Regions from separate parts of the Mus musculus genome. Here region 2 is linked to region 1. Evidence: chromatin loops called from intact Hi-C (ENCODE). Cell type or tissue: left cerebral cortex. All regions are shown on one strand. Region 1 overlaps Snupn (snurportin 1). Region 2 overlaps Ptpn9 (protein tyrosine phosphatase, non-receptor type 9).

What was found. Hi-C counts contacts between places; a loop is a spot of excess contacts. Peaks named below come from ENCODE experiments on the same cell type or tissue, not always from the same donor. Only the 100,000 strongest peaks of a DNase experiment are listed, where the experiment ranks them.
Region 2: it touches region 1 in a loop (1.8-fold over the local background); 7 of 42 quality-filtered maps call a loop at or near these places.

What each region holds. Positions count from the first base shown.
Region 1 is chr9:56,960,566-56,963,065 of GRCm38, reverse strand. It overlaps Snupn (snurportin 1), which reads right to left. Exons shown (of 9, transcript NM_178374.4): 3 at 1-70. Among named protein-coding and RNA genes, the nearest start is that of Snupn, 11 kb to the right of the region's middle. In left cerebral cortex, a CTCF peak has its summit at 1,302 (motif pointing right); a DNase peak (open chromatin) is centred at 179.
Region 2 is chr9:57,031,448-57,033,947 of GRCm38, reverse strand. It overlaps Ptpn9 (protein tyrosine phosphatase, non-receptor type 9), which reads right to left. Exons shown (of 13, transcript NM_019651.2): 6 at 732-842. Among named protein-coding and RNA genes, the nearest start is that of Ptpn9, 38 kb to the right of the region's middle. In left cerebral cortex, a CTCF peak has its summit at 1,363 (motif pointing right); a DNase peak (open chromatin) is centred at 1,977; H3K27ac peaks cover 289 bases.

The sequences.
Region 1 (2,500 bases):
CCCACTCTCCATACCTGTCCAGTCATCTTCAGCCAGTCTTCTGGCATGGTTCACATAATCCAACCGCTTGCTGGAAGAGAAAAAGATAGGATCAGGTCTATACATACCATAAAAAGATACCCCACAGTGTGACTCACTCAATTCAAAGATGACAAATTTAGATACTGGTGTGGGTAAGAAAAAAACAGAATTTCCTTTGCCAAGGTAAACTAGTAACTGTCTCCTCATCATTCCTAATCAGGAAACTCCCTCTGAACACACGCAGCCTTCCTCAGTTTCTTAAGAATGTTCAAAGTAAAATATTTACTCTTAAAGGAATTTCCACGAGTCGCTAGCTGGATGTGCTGAACCCACATTAGCCCACTGCACTCCAGATGAGAAGTAGCGTTTCCTGCCTGGCACACCCGTCAAAGGCTCCAGAGATAGGAAGGAGGAAACACCAAGTGCAGGGAGAAGTCCAAAAGAAGAACATCTTCTGGGACTTTCCACACCAGACAGCATGCTGACAAAACCAGTAAACAAGCAAACAAACCCCTCAGAACTCAGCCTTTCCTTGTTTGACCTTCAAGAGAGGTCTCTTGGCTTAAGACTTGACATCTACCATGGTATAGTAGCACTCAACCTTGATCCCAGCACCGGGAAGGAAGAGGCAGGTGTATCTCTGAGAGTTCGAGGCCAACCTGGTCTACAGAGTGGGTTCTAGGAGAGTTACATAGTGAGACCCCAGTCTTTAAGGAAAAAAAGAAAGAAAAACGTCACCAACTTTAACTCATTTCCTTTTCTTTTCTCTTTTTCCTTCTACTTCCACTTCACCCCCACAGTGGAATTTAAACTTAGGGCCTTGTGCTAAGGCCTTTGAGGCTGGCTCTGTACCAAGAAGAAGCTGTGTATCCCCCATCCTCTCTCAGCTTTTATTTAGTTATTTATTAGGTCCGGTTTCACTCACTTGCTCAGAGTGACCTGTAGCCAAGGCAGGTTCTGAACTCCTCTGCTCTCCAGCTACTGCTTTTTGTTTTTTTGTTTTTTTGTTTTTTTGAGACAAGGTCTCACTATGTATTCCTGGCTGTCCCAGAACTTATAATGTAGACCAGGCTGGCGTGGAACTCACAGAGATCCTCCCACCTCTGACTGCTGACTGCTGGGATGACAGGCATGCATCACAATACCCAAGCTTTTGTTTTGCTCAGACAGGCTATCCTAAGTAACTTAGCATAGCCTCAGATTCCCTATTAGCCCAGGATGACACTTTCTCTGTGCGTGTGTATGTGCATGTGAGTGCAGTTGCCTATGGAGGCCAGAAGAGGGCAACAGATGCGATAGATCAGTAGTTCTCAACCTGTGTGTGGTCATGATCCCTATGAGAGGTTGAATGACCCTTTCACAGGAGTCACCAAAGACCATCAGAAAACACAGATATTTACTCTATGATCAATAATAATAGCAAAATTACAGTTATGAAGTAGCAACAAAAATAATTTTATGTATTAAAGAGTCATAACATTAGGAAGGTTGAGAACCGCTGTTTTAGATGTGGGAGTTACAGGTGACTGTGACCCATCTGACATTGGTGCTAGAAACTGGACTTGGGTCCTCTGTAAAAACAACAAGCACTCTAAACAATCTCTCCATTCCTGACACTTAACTTCACCTCTACCTTTCCTTTCATGCTGGGTTGTAGATATACATCAACATGCCCAGTTCTATATAATAAAAACAGCATATTCAGGCCGGAGAGATGGCTCAGTGGTTAAGAGCACTGACTGCTCTTCCATAGGTCCTGAGTTCAATTCCCAGAAACTACACGGGGCTCACAACCATCTATAATGGGATCTGATGCCCTCTTCTGGTGTGTCTAAAGACAGCAACAGAGTATTCAAATACATAAAATAAATTTAAAAATAAAACAAAACAGCATATTCCAGCAAATTGGGGAAACTGAAGAAAAAGAAAAATTTCAAAACTAATTGTTACAGATTAATTTGGAATATAATGTATTTTACAATTTCCACAAAGCTAAGGCAAAAAAATCAGACATTAGGGGCTAGAGAGATGGCTCAGTGGTTTAGAGCACTGGCAGCTATTTCAGAGGTCCTGAGTTCAATTCCCAGCAACTACATGGTGGCTCACAACCATCTTTCTTGGGATCTGATGCCCTCTTTTGGTATGCAGGTATACATGCAGATAGAGCACACAGATACATAAAATAAAATTAAAATCTAAAAAAATAAAAAAAAAAAAACAACCCAGCAGACACTAAAACCAACATGGCTTCTTTTTGTGTGTGTGTGAGTACATGTATATATATGTGTGTGTGTGTGTGTGTGTGTGTGTGTGTGTGCGCACGCGCACACACACACACACAGAGATACAGCATAGCTCGTGTATGAAAGTCAGAGGGCAACTTTAAGAAGTTGGTTCTCTCCTTCCTTCATATGGGTACCAGAGATTGAAATCAGGTATTCAGGTTTGCAGTAAGCACCTTTACCCATGGTGGTAGCTC
Region 2 (2,500 bases), 71 kb before region 1:
CAGCTGTAGAGCAAATCCCTGTCTCCAAGAATAAAACTAAAAAAAGACTTTCCTCACCACCCTGAGGTCTCTTGAAGGGACTTAACTGTACTTCCCAGTAAATAAACCAGTCTGACTTTCTTGTGAAGGTTCTCTCTCTCTCTTCCTTTTTTCTTTTTTAAATTATGCTGGAATTCATCCATCTCCAGGGGCCTTTCAGAAGCTAGGCAAGTACTCTACTACTGAGCTACTTACTCAGCCCCAGAAAAAAATCTAATACCAGTTGAGCTACTATAATTACATTAAGTGCTGATTCTGGTTTTAGTTTTGGGGCAGGGTGTTGAGGACTATACCTAGTCCCTTGGGCATGCTGAGCAAGCACTTTGACACTGAGTTACAGCAAATACTATTAGATATTAATAGTGTCTTATGTAGCACTAAGTTAAACTTTGGAACTCATACAATCCTTAAAATACTTATGAGGCACATGGTTCAGTACTATTGTACTCAAGGTGTAGTAAAGAAAGTGTCAGATAAATTGTGGCCTTTTCCTACCCACAGGTTTGTGGACAGTGAAGGCATCGTGTCACAGACTGGTGAGTAGAGAGGGACTGGGTATAGTAAAGGAGGAGACACCACGCGAGATCAGCCCGGAGGATTCTTTGAAGGCAGAAAACTAACTGGCAAAAGCTTGCCAGCAGAGGCCGGAATGTATTATCTAGCTCCAATAAGAAACGACGAGATTGCCTTACCCTTTCCCGGACTTTATCCTTCAAGAGCAGGCTGATGATTGAATAGGGCACTCGGAACCATATGGGTGCTCCTACAATCAGCACTTTCTTCAGTCGAGCTGGAAATGCTCCCTGTGGAGTCAATGTATGAGGAGTTAAAGCCCAGCCATACCTGAAACTGTTCAGGCCCAAAGTATGAGTTCTTGCCACTCTCCCCCATGCATAGGCAACAGAGAAGCCTGACAGCTTAATTCAAAAATAGGGAGGTTGAAAGTGATTAAAAGAAATAAAGAAATTAGAAGCTGACTTACCTTTACAAGTAATGATGTTAAGTTCATGTTAATCATATACTTTATAGGTCAAAAATTATTCTTTTATTTTTTTGTTATTGGTGAGTGGTGACATCTGTGCCACAGTGTGCACACAAGGATCAGTTTCCTGCTTTTGCCTTTATATGGATGGATTCTGGGTATTGAATCACTAGGCTCTTATAGCAAATATACTCACTGAGTCATCTTGTGGCCCTGATGTTTCTGTTTATACTGCACATATCATACAACAGCACACATATTTGCAGCCTACAAAAATTCAGCTTACTAAAACTTAGATTTTTATTTATTTATTATTATATAGCTATCTTCAGATACACCAGAAGAGGGCGTCAGATCTCATTATGGATGGTTGTGAGCCACCATGTGGTTGCTGGGATTTGAACTCGGGACCTTCAGAAGCACAGTCCATGCTCTTAACCACTGAGCCATCTCTCCAGCCCAAAACTTAGATTTTTAATAAGTTGAGGATAAACATTTTACTTTATAATCTTCATCTAGCTCAAAATGTATGTGTGTATATATATACATATAACATTGTCTACCTTTAATCTTTTTTCCATTTGTTCATTTATTAAACCAATACATACAATCTAGGCCAGAGGTGTAACTATGTGTTTAGCATGTACAAAACTTAAATTTGATAACCAACACAATAAAATGCACAAATGGATGTATGCATGCATGCATACATACATACACCCACACACGATCTAGTGTGTACAAGTACAAATGAGGTCTTAGAAAAGTAAATAAACTACTCTTAGAGAGAAAAAAAGAGGTTTATATAAGACATAAAGACAAAAGTATGTAAGACATATAGTGCAGCATATCACTGTTAAGCCACAGTACTTGGCTTCATTCCACTTGTTAACATCCCAGCCTTTCTCAGGGAGGCTTACCATGTAATAAGGAATCAGGGGGCTGGAGGGATGACTCAATCGGTGCATGACTCAAATGACTCAAAAAGTGCATCCCACACAAGTACAGAGAACCTGAGCTCAATCTCCAGTAGGCACATGAAGTCAGCAGCACAAGTGAGACAAAGAGATGGATCCTAAGGCTCAGTGGCCAGAGGCCTAGTCCAGTCAGGTAGCCCTGAGTCCTTGAAAAGACCCTATCTCAATGAACAAGGTTGACAGATCCTAAGGACGCACCTACAGTTGATCCCTGGCCTTACACATACATACATGTACACATGCACACTCATGAATGCATACATCCAAAAATAAATAAATAAGTAGTCCCCAGTAACTGACTAAGCCACACTGTAGCTTTCATTTTTTTGCATTTTGAATAAACTAATCTCAGTTTCATTTTCTAGCCTTTGTTCTTCCCACTCAGTCTTGGCTCTGCTAAATTTGAGGAGTTTACAAACACTCCCTACACAGAATATACAAATCCACAGCCAAGTTCTCCAAAGGCTTCTTCATTCAGACTTAAAAACTACTTTTTTCCCTT